Linked DNA regions of Mus musculus: region 1 is linked to region 2. The links are chromatin contacts, found by Hi-C in ENCODE. All regions are on one chromosome and are shown on one strand. Each heading gives the region's core, a stretch centred on a gene start or an enhancer-like site at or near the end of the contact. The rest is flanking DNA. Distances are from core to core; before and after follow the strand shown.

Evidence for each region. A loop is a pair of places that touch in the nucleus more often than their neighbours do.
Region 1: a loop to region 2 is called in a map of T-helper 17 cell, with 36 times the contacts of the local background. The contact joins the promoter of Tktl1 here to the enhancer-like site in region 2. A Hi-C loop is called at or near these places in 3 of 37 maps with a recorded cell type or tissue (T-helper 1 cell and T-helper 17 cell).

Annotation. Positions count from the first base shown.
Region 1 is chrX:74,172,679-74,179,894 of GRCm38, forward strand. It overlaps Tktl1 (transketolase-like 1), which reads left to right and starts at 4,581. Exons shown (of 13, transcript NM_031379.2): 1 at 4,581-4,745. The coding sequence starts at 4,612.
Region 2 is chrX:13,205,395-13,212,673 of GRCm38, forward strand. No RefSeq gene overlaps it. Among named protein-coding and RNA genes, the nearest start is that of 2010308F09Rik, 39 kb to the right of the region's middle. Within about 2 kb of position 2,662, at least 1 of the 3 ENCODE cell types and tissues checked has a DNase peak (open chromatin) inside an H3K27ac peak, as active enhancers do.

The DNA of each region.
Region 1 (7,216 bases), core at 3,331-5,830, about 61 Mb after region 2:
TGCTAAGGATGTTGCTCAGACGGCTCATCTAACACACCAAAGGCCCTGGGTAAGATTTCATAGCACTGCTTAAAATGAGGTGATGGAGGTGCACAGGCCTTTAACATCAGCACCTCCAAAAAAGGGGAAAACTGGAAGAGCAAACTTCTTGGCCTTAGTCAACTTGAGGCCCACCTGGGCCACATAGACCCTGTCTCAAATCAACAGAAGAAAAGGTCAATCTAAATGTAAACAAACAAAATAACAAAACACAAAGCAAAATTTTAAAAAGGAATTAACTTTTCTTTGCTCTGGCCTACTTCCTCTCCCTTGGGATTATATTATCTCTTAATAAACTGACCCTGCTTTTGTTACTTAAAAAGCAAAGAAAGAGATGGCTCAGTGAATAAGAGCACTGGCTGCTCTTCCAGAGGACCTGGGTTCAATTCCTAATACTCACACAGCAGCTTATGACTGTCTATAACTCCAGGGGATCTGACACCCTCATACAGACATACTTGCAAGCTAAACAACAATGCACATAAAATAAATATTTATGAAGGAAAGTAAAAACAAAACAAAATCAGGATAAGGGTTAACAGAGAAGCCTTTGTGTGTAAAAAAGCTCTTGCTTCAAATACTGATGACTTGACTTGTATCCTCAGAACCTATAGTGGAATGAAAGAACTAACTACTAAAAGTTGTCCTCTTAATACCCACATATGCACCATGGAATTATATACTTTTGCATTTGTGCATGCATGCACACACATACATGCACACACACACACAAACACATTCCATATGCATTAATAATACTACTAATAATATAATAATAATTTATATTTATATTTATAAAATTTAAACAAGAAAACATGGCCTAGTGGCATACCTATATGTAATCCTAGCACTTGGAAAGCTCAGACATGGCTCCAGGCCAGCCTAGGCTGCTGATAACCATGTCTCTTTTTAAAAAGCCAAAAGAAAACCAACAAAACAAAACAAAGAAATCTACAAGAAGAGCCAGCAAGATGACTTAGTGGGTAAAGGTGCCTGTCATGCAAGCCTAGAGATCTGAGTTCAATCCACAAAACCCACAACAAGGTGGAAGAGATCCAACTCCACAAAGTTGTCCTCTGACCTACACACACACATGCATACACACTAATGCTTTTTTAAGAGCTGGGAGTGTATCTCAGGAATAGAGGACTTATCTGGGATTTATGAGGACCAAGATTTGATCTCCATCACCACAAAAAACGAAAATATAAAGTAAGATGTTAATAAGATGAGATTTTTAATAGCTATATACCATGACTTAGGGAGATTACTTTACTTAATATTATAAATATCTAGTTATAATATATATGTGTGTATATATATACACACACACACACACACACACACACACACACACACACACACACACACACACATAAAATGACAGTTAAAAATCAAACAGGGCCATGTATGGTGGCATATGCTTGCAATTCCATCACTTGGGAGATAGCATCAAGAATTCAAAGTCAGCCTGAACTACACAGTGAAACCTTATCTCAATTAAAAAAAAGCCAACCAAATGAACAAAAAAATCCAAGTGAGAATATCTTGTGAGTCTCAAATTAACTGACTTCAAAGTTTAAAAAAGAAAATGCAAAGTATCTATGAAATTTTGAGGGAAAATACTAAATTAGAGAAATTAGAGTCTTAGGCTACTCAAAAAAAAAATAGAGTGCTACTTTACTTTATGTATAGTATTAGACTCTAGGCAGAATAAGGAACTAAACATAAGAATCACAACTATTAAATGTTAAAAGTACAACTATCAAATGTTAAAAGGGCTCGAGGCAAGCTTAGCAATTAAAAGCATTTGTTGCTCTTATAGAGGACCTGGGTTCAGTTCCCCGTATCCACATGGTGATTCACAACCATCTGTAACTCTACTTCCTGGGGATCTGACACCTACTTCTGACCTCTTCAGGGACCAGGCATGCATGTGGAGCACACACATACATGCAGGCAAAACACTCATATACATAAAATAAAACAAAATAATTAAATAGTTAATTCAAGAAAAATTAAAAGTATATAATAAACATTTTTACAATCTTTGAATAGAAAAGACCTTTCTAAACAATGCTCAGGCCTAAATGCCAATAAAATGATTTACATATTTTATTACCTTAAAAACTCTTGTGACCTTCTGTACAGAAGGAAAAATAAAGTTAAATTTTAGGTTTTGTTTAATTTTTTCTTAAAAAATAAAATATCAGCGGGGCAGTGGTGGTGCACACCTTTAATTCCATCACTTAGGAGGCAGAGGCAGGTGGATTTCTGAGCTCGAGGCCAGCCTGGTCTACAGAGTGAGTTCCAGGACAGCCAGGACTACACAGAGAAACCTTATCTTGAACCCCCCCAAACCAAACAAACAAACAAACAACCCCCCCTCCAAAAAAGCACCATCTGTTCCAGAGGTCCTGAGTTCAATTCCCAGCAAACACATGGTGGCTCACAACCATCTGTAATGATATCTGATGCCCTCTTCTGGTGTGTCTAAAGACAGCTACAGTGTATTCAAATACATAAAATAAATAAACATTTTTTAAAGAGAATAGTCTGTTTACAAAAACTAAAAACAGATAAAGATTAAGGGCATAAAAGCTAAATATTTATAATAAATTACTAACCAGCATCATATTTAAGGAAATGATATAAATTAATAATCTAAGAACAGCATCACTAAATAAAACATCAAAAGATAGTATCAAATACTTCAGGTAGGGTGAACTTTAAATAAACAACAAACAATACTTCTTTAAAATTGGGCAAGGGACTGAAGAGATTGCTTAATAGTTAAGAGTACTTGTGCCGGGCATAGTGGCGTACACCTTTAATCCCAGCACTCGGGAGGCAGAAGCAGGTGGATTTCTTAGTTTGAGGGCAGCCATGGTCTACAGAGTGAGTTCCAGGACAGCCAGGGCTATACAGAGAAACCCTGTCTCAAAAAAATAAAACAAACAAAGAAACAAACAAACAAAAAACAAAAAACAAAAAAACAAAAAATAAAAAAAGAGTACTTGTTGCTTTTACAGAGGACCTTGGTTATATTCCCAGCACCCAGATGGTGTTCATAGTCATGTATAATTCTTGTTCCAAGGGATCCAAAGCCCTCTTCTGACATCTTCTGGCACTAGGCATGTACATGGTACACAAACATACGTGCAGGCAAAACATTCATACACATAAAAATAAATAATTTTTTTAAAACTAAAAAATAAAGTGATCAGCAATTTGTAAATCAAAGCATTAATTAAATACTTATCCATCAGATTGCTAAATTAAAATTAAATTAAATTTAAAAGTGTTAATAATATCCAGTAGTTATAAGAATGGAAGGAAAGGAATACTCACATACTCTGTAAGTAAAATCAATTCAGATTCTTTATCATGCTAAATCAGGCAGCTGATTTTTTGGCATACTGAAATTTTAAATGCAGGAAACTTTTAACCTAGCAAGAACAGCAAAGTCCAGTGGCACTCAGGTGACAATTTTGGAGGTCTTACACTGGAACTTATAACTTTTGAGTCAGGATACTTCACTTGAACTACCAATTACTGAACCTGGCACACCACTGGGTGCCATGCCAGTGTGAAAGGTTATATACCAAGTCTTTGAGATGAACCAGGTCATGTTTATGGAGAGACATAGCCCAAGAGTTTTTTTAAAAAATTCTACCATAATGAAAACTCACCCAAGTCAGGCTCCACAGTCAACTTACAGGTCGGCTTTGGACTAAACAGTCACTCTGGGTTTGTTGGACAAAATGTTCTAGAAAGGAAAATAGCTCAGAAACATCTTAAAGTCTCAAGATGGCCAGCTCACCTCACCAGCTGAGAAATCTGACTAGAGACTGGACTGCCTTATGTGAGGATGTACTTTTTAATATGGTGATAAATGTGTATATCAATGTGACTATTACAACTATTTTAAGTTTCACAATGCTCACTACATTCTCTACATCTTCAGTCATGACTACACTCTAATTACAGAACTTTTTTTCGCCCCCAAGGAAAACTGTACCTGAACATGGAGGTAGTCCCTTTGAGGAACTGATAACACAAAGAAAAATATAAAGAAATAAAATTAGTCTGTATAGTGCTGAAAATGCAAGTGACAAACGTTCAAAATTCTCTTGAAATGGCCATACAGAAGCCGCATATAGTCGTCTGGCGGAGGTGTAAACTTGTAACGAAAAGCATACTCAACTGTAAAAAGCGGAAGGATACATGCGGAGGAGAGATACACGTGCAACAACGGAAGACTACATGTGCAGAGTGCAGTCGAAGACTACATGCACAACAACAAAGGAATAAATTCATGGTGGAGGGATGTTTGATGGGACACACATATAACCGAGATAAACTTGTGACTGGGTCACAGACTTGTGGTGGAGGCATGGACAGGCAGAGTTGAGGCATAAGCCTCCATAAGCAAGCGTGTGCGCATGTGCAAGCGCGGAGGGATCAGTCGGTGACAGGGCGGGCATGACTGGGCGGGGCATGCCAGGGCCTTTTAACTGAGCGGCACAGCTGAGGCAGCCGTTTAGTTCTGCGGCACAACGTAGAGGAAGGATGTCGGAAGCTGAGGCAAGCAGTGGGATGGCCCACAACGCTGGACCTGATGAGAAGACATTGCAGGTGTTGCGGGACATGGCCAACCGCCTGCGAATCCGTTCCATCAAGGCCACAAATTCCTCGACCACTAGGTAAAAGGCCTGGGAAGGCCTTACCATGGGGTTCTTTGGTTGTTCTTTCTGAAGCTGTGAGGTGAAGGGAACCTGCTGTTATCCTCCATTTTCTGCCTTCTGGGTGCCACCTACTGCTTCTAGATGCCCATGAGTTTCATTCCTCTTCAGCCCTGGTGGCAGGGGTACACCCCTGACTAATTGTGACCAAAGTTCTGGAAGCCTATAAGACCTCCTTAGTAAGGAAAAAATCTAGAACCCAGTCGGGTGAATGAGCAGTGTTCCCTGGTATTTATCAAGCTAGCTCTAGTTTGGCATTTTACCTAGAAATGGTGTTTTGTGTATAAGCAATTGCATTGGAATTGGGGTTGGTCATGACTGTGTGGCCATTACTCAGGAAAATAAATTCAGCTCTGTCAAGAGCACACCAGAGGGGCAGTGCTCCAAGAGGTAGGGCAGGAAAGAGAAAATGTGAGAGGCAGCAGCACACAAGAGATGTACTTTCAAAAAATAGTGGATGGCTCGTAAAAAATATTGGCTAGTGGGTTTGCTGATATTTGTTAAAGGTAATTTTGTACTGATATTGATAAAGAACAGGTTGTTTTGTCTATGTGGTCCAAGCCAGCCCTGGAATTATCCTGCCTCCACAATATTTGGGATTAAGGCCTATAACACTGCTTGTCCACAGTTTTTTTTCCCCCACAGTTTTTCTTTTCTTTTTCTTTTGGGATATATATATCTTGGAATTCAAAGTGTAGACCAAGCTGACCTGTAACTCACAAAGATTCTTCTGCCTCTGTCTTCTGAGTGCTGGTATTAAAGGCACACCCCACTACACCCGTCTTCACAGTTTTTCAATAAACTAGTACTTGTATGTCTATTCAGGCTTACTAATATGGAACAGGTCTTGTTAAGTTTTCTCTTTCTAGGAATTTTTTCAGTTACTTTGATTAACAAAGTTTTTTTTTTCAGGATACAGTTGTTCATGTTATTGTAAAAATTCTTGTTCATTTCTGTAGGAATGACAGAATAGCCCCATTTTCATTTTCTGAGTTATTTCAGACTTTTCATAGATTTGCTTTTTTTTTTTGGTTCTAGCTAAAGCTTTGCTAATCTTTCACAAGAACCAACTTAGTATCCTGTGGATTGTAGTTCAGAGCAAACCACTTGCCTAACATGCTGTGAGACCCCCAACTTAGAGCGTTTCTCCCTGGAAGGTAAAGCCCCTGGACGTTCCCCAAGCGTGTTTTTCCTGATCTCTAAAAATACAGCCAGAAAGAAGCTCTTTGTTCTCTATAGCCAGCAAAAAGCCTTTTTGTTTCTGTGCCTTACAGCCAGAGATGCGATAATTGTAGGAAGACCTACAAAGACACAGAGATAGACACTGGAGAGGAGCTACAGCTCATTCCCCCCCCCCCTTGCCAGAAAGGAGCTGTAGCCAACTCTCCTCCCAAATCCTCCCAACTCTTCTCCCAATTCCTTACTTTTCCTTTAAAAGCCCCCTACAGTTACCGCTGGGGGTCGGACTCCCCTGCCCTGCACGGCACTGATAATAAAACCTCTTGCAGTTTGCATCAGGTGTGGTTTTCTCCCGAGTCATTGGGGTGCTGGCCAGCTCATCCCGAGCGGAGGCCCAGCTTCAGGGGTCTTACAATGCCCTGCCTGGTCTTAATCACCAGCATTGCACAAAAAATAAGTTTAGTTTTGTAGATTTTCTCCCCCATTTGCCACACCATTTTTTATTTCTGCTGTGATCTTTACTATTCTTTCCTTTTCTTAAAGACTTTTGGTTAAGTTCTTTTGTAGTTCCTTAAGTAGTAAAATTAGGTTGTTAATTAGAAATTGTTACCAAAAAAAAAAAAAAAAAACCAGACAGTGGTGGTGTATGCCTTTACTCCCAGCACTTGGTAGACATAGGCAGGCATATCTCTGTGAGTTTGAAACCAGACTTGTCTACAGAGTAAGTTCTAGGACAGCCAAGACTACACAGAGAAACTCTGTCTTGAAAAATAAACAGGGCTGGTGAGATGGCTCAGTGGGTAAGAGCACCCGACTGCTCTTCCGAAGGTCCGGAGTTCAAATCCCAGCAACCACATGGTGGCTCACAACCATCCCTAACAAGATCTGACTCCCTCTTCTGGAGTGTCTGAAGACAGCTACAGTGTACTTACATATAATAAATAAATAAAAAAAAATAAAAAAAAAAAGAAAAATAAACAAAGGGAAGAAGGAAATCATTTAAAATGAGTTTTAGCTATACATTTTTCTTTGCACTGCTTTGCTGCATAAGATTTGTGTTTTGCTTTTATTTTCATGCATCTGTTTCTAATTTTCTTTGTAATATATTTTCCTTTGGTTCGTTCATTATTTAATTTCCAGAACTCTGTTGAATGTTTTCTGTTTTTCTGTTAGTGTCTAATTTCATGTCCTTGTAGACACACAAAGTACTTTGCATGTTTTTTTCATCATGCCCTGGAGTTGGGAATGTATCT
Region 2 (7,279 bases), core at 1,412-3,911:
CTTCCCAGGGCTGAAGACTATACAGCTCAGTGGTAGGGGGCTTTCGTAGGGGGTTCAAGAGCCTGAGTTCCACCCTAAGCAGTGGAAAGAGAGAAGGGAGGGGGGTGTCTCAAGAGATGCAGGGGACAGAAGGAGGGAGGGGGAGCTAGAGTGAGAAAACCGACTGGGTAGCACAGGCCTGTAGTCCGACCCATGAAGAATTAGGCCATGGCCAGTCTGGGCTCCATACTTCCAAGCTGGCTTGGGCAAATGAGATTCTGTTTCAAACAAAACAAAATAGATAAATAACAATAAAAAGGAATAAAAGCAGCTGTATTTCTTCTTGGACTACTATCCAGAGTTAGAGAGAGAAAGTGAAGGCCTGGCAGGCAGGGCTAGGGGTTTGGTTTCCAGGGCAAGTGAAGGCCAGGGTTGCCTTGGGATGCCCATGGGGTCTTCAGAAAAGTACCACCTGTGCTCCTTTGTGTCAGTACCAGAGGTCAGACCCCCTCTCCCTTTGCTATTTTCATTATGGATTCAGATACTTGAAGATTTCTTTTACAAAAGGGCAGCCTTTCAGACCTGCCCCCTGCCACCAGGCCTGCAGTGTCTCTGGGTAAGCAACTGGAAATTCGGTAACAAACATACCTGGGGGTGGATTAGTTTATGTATGCTCCTACAAGAAAACAGACCAACTTTATTGATTGTTGTGGCACAGACACACACACACACACACACACACACACACGGAGAGAGAGACACACACAGACAGAGAGACACAGAGAGAAGGAGAGATGAAAGAGAAAGAGAGAGTGGTGTGATACGTGTGTAATTTCAGAATTTGAGATGTGGAGGGAAGAGGACTGGAATGAGTTCAAGGCCATCTTGGGCTACTTGATTCCCTGTCTCCAAAACAAAACCAGACAACAACAATACAGAACAAAGAACAAAACTCAAAACCTAATAAATAAATAAATAAATAAATAAATAAATAAATAAATAAATAAATTAAAGAAAGAAAGAAAGAAAGAAAGAAAGAAAGAAAGAAAGAAAGAAATGACTCTAGCTGGGCTGTGGGAGACTGTTTGCTCCTGAAAGGTCTGGATTACACGTCCAGTGGCCTTGGAGAACCAGGCATTCCTGGAAGGAGGGCTGGGAATGGAATTAGGATGGGAGAGAAGTGGGAGGAGAGAAATAACAAACCAAGACAAAGTTTCTCTGACCATGGCTCAAATTGTAATTTTTCAGCTCTGCATTTCTATAGGCAAAACCACAAAACGGAGCCCCTTTGTTTCAGCTGGGTTTGAGTTGCAAAGGAAGCTCTCAGCAGCTCAGCGGGCGGGCAGTCTCTTTCCGCTTGGGCAGGACGCCTGGCTCCAGCGGTGGCGACTTGTTTAGCCAACTCAAGGCTGGGGGAAGGGCCCACATTCCTACCCTGTAAAAGAGAAAAACACAACCAAACAGCACCACAAACAACAGATTACAGGATTGCCACCCCAGGAGTCTTTGGGTTTGTTTGTTTGTTTTTAGATGACTTTTTTCTTTGGTAAGAATGTTTCATTTGTGTCTATGGCCTTGGAGTTAGAAGAGGACATGGGATCCCCTAAGACTAGAGTTACAGCCGGTTTTGAGTAGTTATGTGGGGGCTGGGAATGGAACCCGGGTTCTCTGGAAGAGCAGCCAGTGCTCTTAACAGGTCACCAAGCCATCTCTGGAACTGTCCTGTAACCACCTTTAAAATGCACATTTTGGTGAGGGGAGACTAGCATAACTCTAGATCTAGGGGTAACAATGACTGTGGCCTCTTAGGACATAGTACTTATGTGCCCACATACACAAATAAAAATAAAAACAGTAACAACAACAACAACAAAATAATCCAGCTCAGAGAGCTGGGGCTGTGTCTCAGTTGCAGAGTGCATGGCCGAAGAGTCCCCATTAGATCCCGTATCACCAGAGTAAGGGTTAACCAGCAGAATCCCTTGGCGGGTTGGGGTTACTAAAGTGTGTCCCAAAGATTACACCATCATACCATCATACAATAGATCTCCCGAAAGGAATTTATTTGGGTGGGAAGAGATGGGCTAGCCCAGACAACAAGAGACAGAGAGACAGGGTGAAAGAGTAGGCCGCGATGGGGGGGGGGGGCTGGCTTTTAAATGGTATGCCCGTGGCATTTGGCAGCTGGTGATCATAAAGCTGCTGGCCCTGAGGCGCTGAAGGCAGGCTGGGCCACAACCAGTACCGGCCACAGAAACCAGCTGTTGGCAGAAGTATCGGACCTGCAGTCTGGGATGGTGTGCCCACCCTGGGGCGTGGTCCCACCTGGTCACAAGTAAGATGCCTCCAGCCCTGACCCCACATCATCTACTCACGCAGCTCCCCTGTCCCAGCCAACAGCAACTTGTTCGCCCTGGGGTCTTACTTCTGTTAAGAGTCCCTACCAAAGGCCTGGGGCAAGGGTCTCTTCCTGATCTCCATAGGAGTCTCTGGTCTCACAATGTTTCTGTGTGGGTTCAGTGGTGACGAGGATTAGTTATGGATACACAGAGGCTGTGACACCTGCCAGCTCTGTGCTACTTCCTTTAAGGGCCTGGCCCCACAGCCACGTGGACCTTTGTCCATAGGGGTGGCGAGGAAGCCACACTGTTCCAGCAACCTGATCTTTAACAGAACAGCATCTGTCAGGACTCCGCGGCTCTCTGCCTGGCCAAGCCGGCACACTTTTTGTTGCCAAAGATGGGTGGTGTCACCGGAAGTCTAAGGGAGTGTGGTTCGGAAATCCCCTTGGAAAACCAGCTCTTGTGCCAGACCTCGCTTGACGTTAGGCTCTGCTGCCCTCTAGTGGCCGCAGGGTGGCATGAACCACGAGGGGTTGGAGACGTCTGCTCAATGGCTTGGGAAGTGGGGGAAGGGAACTGTGGCGGTTGCGCAGATCCAAGTGCTTTGTACCCACGACATCTTAGATTCTGCTGCGTCCCCCAACCCCCGATTTTTTTGCCCTTTGTTAATCAGAACTCAAAAAGCACCTAACCCTTTTACATATCCAGAGCACGAAGCCGGAACTAAGGCTCAAGCATCGGGCTCCTTGTTTGCTGGAATCCCCCAAAATGAACGTAACTGTCATACCATACATGTGTGTAAAATTGGAGAAAGGGGATGATATGAGCTTAATTGGTTAAGTGGTGGCTGGTGTATATCTGTAATCCTGCCACTACAGGGGCACAGACAGGGGATTCCCTGTGAGTTCTATGCCAGCCTGAACTATCCCAGTTTAAAAACAGAACTCTGCTATCTCCCCCACTATGACTCTCCCTTTGTCCCATTCCCACAGGCTAAGGGACTTCTGGATCCTGAGAACTCGAGTTGGCGATACAGTTGGAATGACTTTAATGGACCATTATATTTCCATATATAGGAATTACTGGCCATCTTAGGACAGGAATGCTTTCCAGGAATAATCTGCCTGCCCACCTGGTAACGCCACCCTGAGCCACAGCAGTTGGAAAGTAGGTGGTGGAAGAGAAACAGTGTTTCAAGTATTCAGAGCCAAAAGAGGGTCTGTGAAAAGTTATCCCAGCTATTAGTTATGAGACTGAGAGAGATGCCTCAGTGCTTTACAGTACTAATGGCTCCTCCAAAGGACATGGGTTCAATTCCTGGTCCCCATATGGTGGGCTCCCAATTATCTGTAACTCCAGTTCCAGGGGATCCACTGCCCTCTTCTGACCTCCTCAAGATCTGCATGCAGGTGGCACACAGACATGGAGGCAAATCACCCAGCCACAGTGAGACCTCATCTCAAAAGATTCAAAGAAAAGAGGGCTGTGGGAATGGTGTTGACATCAAGGATTTGAATAGAGAGCACCAGCCCAAATCATCATGGTCAAATTAATTAAAGCAAGCTTACCCCCTGCCCTACCCCCGCCTCCACTCACACAAGAGTTTTTCTCTGTAACAGTCCTGACTGTCTTTGAACTCACTCTGTAGACCAGGCTGGCCTCGAACTCAGAGAGCTGTCTGTCTCTGCCACCGGGGTGCTAGTATTAAAGGTGGGGGCCACCATAGTCCACTGCAAACCTGCAAGCTCTTTTTTTTTTTTTTTAATTCATGTGTATACATGGGTTGCCTCCTCTAAGGTGGAATTCAAGGAGTCAGCCTTGGATGTGAGGGAGATAATGTTTTTATAGCTTAGGGGTAGGGGCTTTCCAAATGGGGGATACGACAGGCAAACAGGCAGGGTTACAGAAGCAGAGCAGAGCATAAGAAATTGGTCTTGGGCTGGTGAGATGGCTCAGTGGGTAAGAGCACCCGACTGCTCTTCCAAAGGTCCAGAGTTCAAATCCCAGCAACCACATGGTGGCTCACAACCATCCATAACGAGATCTGACTCCCTCTTCTGGAATGTCTGAAGACAGCTACAGTGTAACTTACATATAATAAATAAATAAATAAATAAATAAATAAATAAATAAATAAATCTTAAAAAAAAAAAAAGAAATTGGTCTTAACAACTTTTGAAACAAGGACATGGTTGCAAGGTGGTCATAATAACCTTTTGAAACAAAAAAATAGGGTTGTCACATGGTCATAACTTTTTGGAACAAAGGCACAGTTGCTGTTTCCTGGAACAAGCAGTATAGAACCATTTGAAGGAAAGGTTACAAGTGGGGCATAGCCCAATCCTTGAGAAACAGTTTTAGCCATAAATACGATGGAGGCAGGATGGTTCATCAAGGGTGCAGCAGGCAAGAACACTACCTGCTCTTGCAGAGGATCCAGGTTTGATTCTCGGGGTCCATGTGGCACCTTTAACTCCAGTTTTAGGGAATCCAATGGTGTCAGCTACACACAAGGTGACATACATGCCCGCAAAACACTCATACGCATAAACATTAAACAAACAAAACTTAAACTATCAGAAAGGGTTGGGAAACATTCCCTCCTAGAGGCCTAGGAGACAGAGTTGAAATGCTGACGTCACATGCTGAATCCTGAACCATGTAAGGTTCTAAAAGGCTCTCTTTCTTCGGCTAGAAGCAGCCAACAATCACTGGGGGAGGAAACTGACCAGCTGCCAAAAGGAGATCTCTCAGACCTGTCCAATTGTCCATCTGTCCAGTTAAGCAGAGGACTTCAGGGTTCAGGATTTGTCACTGGTGTTTGGATGGGTTCTTATGGAATGCATCTGCTTTGTAGTCACCCCTGCTCCTGTAAGTAACCCCTTGCCATACACTTGTTAAAAACCCCAGTAAAACTATGATTTTCAGTAGTTCATCAAGCTGGACTTTGGTGCAATCAGTACATTGGTCTGTCACGGGTTCTCTGTCTAGGGTAAGTAGAGAGGTGTGTGTGCTTGCTCTTTACCTTGGAGAGGTCTTACACGGCAGAACTCAACAATGCAATAGATAAAATAGCAGCTGACTTTGTGATGAAATTCGTTCTCCCCCCACCCTGCTTGTAGTCCTGGCTGACCTTGAACTTGTGGCAAGCCTTCTGCCCCATCAGTGTGCTTACACTTAACTTTTGTTCTTTCTTTTTAATTCTCATTTCCTTTCATTTGGAGGAACAGTTTTACCCTCTCTCTTTTCAAAAATTACATTTATTGCCACATGTCTTTAGGCCCAGCACTCAGGAGGCAGAGGCAGGTAGATTTCTGAGTTCAAGGACAGCCTGGTCTAGAGAGTTAGTTCCAGGACAGCCAGGGCTACACAGAGAAACCCTGTCTGGAAAAACCAAAAGCAAACAAACAGATTCCCTTTATGAGTGCCACAGGGGACAGCTTTTGAGAGTTGATTCTCCCCTTTTAGCATCTGGGGCCTGGAGACTGAGCTGAGATCGGCAGACTTAGTAGCAAGCGCCTTTACTGCAGAGCCATCTTTCCAACATCATTTTTTTTCTTGAAAGATCTTGCTGCTTAGCCCAGGTTGGCCTGGGGCTAGTGACTGTCCTGCTTCAACCTCCTGAGTGCTGAGATCACACACACACACACACACACACACACACACACACACACACACACACACACTACCACACTTGGGGATTTTTCAGGTATTTCTATAAGTTGTCAAAAGAGACAATGTATTTTTTTTTCTAACTGTAACCAGCTTTATTAAAGATACTTTTCATAAACAATCATGGTATTTCAGGCAGGACATGGGCAGACAATTAACGATATACAAGAACTTTCAAACTCCCTTCTTGTATAGACTACCAAAATCAGAAAGCCACTATAAAACCCAATGAAGTCTTCATTCAATGCTTTGAAAAGGGGGAAGTAGCTTAGGATGAGGGTTGACATTTCACATTTAGGATGTTGTTTAACAACTTTACACAAGCTGACCCTGACTTCCAGGAAACGAACATGGCAGAATTATCAATCAAGAAAATCAAGAAGGAAGACCAAGGCGTGGATACTTCATTCCTCCCTAGAATACAGAATAAAATATCCATGGAAGGAGTTGCAGAGACAAAGTTTGGAGCTAAGACAAAAGGATGGACTATCGAGAGACTACCCCACCCAGGGATCCATCTCATAGTCAGCCACCAAACCCAGACACTATTGCATATGCCAGCAAGATTTTGCTGAAAGGATCCTGCTATAGCTGTCTCTTGTGAGGCTATGCCGGGGCCTAGAAAACACATAAGTGGATGCTCACAGTCATCTATAGGATGGATCACAGGGCCCCCAATGGAGGAGCTAGAAAAAGTACCCAAGGAGCTGAAGGGGTCTGCAACCCTATAGGTGGAACAACAATATGAACTAACCGGTACCCCAGAGCTCGTGTCTCTAGCTGCATATGTAGCAGAAGATGGCCTAGTCGGTCATCATTGGGAAAAGAAACCCCTTGGTATTGCAAACTTTATATGCCCCAGTACAGGGGAATGCCAGGGCCAAGAAGTAGGAGTGGGTGGGTAGGGGAGCAGGGCGGGGGGAGGGTATAGGGAACTTTTGGGATAGCATTTGATATGTAAATAAAGAAAATATCTAATAAAATAGAAAAAATAAATTGTGACAATTTTTTTGAAACACACCAAAAGAAGGTTTTGTGTGTGTGTGTGTGTGTGTGTGTGTGTGTGTGTGTGTGTGTGTGTGTTGTGTGTGTGTGTGTTTGAGACAGGGTCTCACCGTTTAGTCACCTTGAACTCACAGACATCCTCCAGCCTCTGCCTTCTGAGAATTAAAACCATGAACCACCATTCCCTGCAGAGGAAAGAAAGTTTAAATAGAGGTAATATATGATCCTTTTGCCTGATAAAACAATGGGGGAAATTTAATTTAATTTCATACTGGTTTTTG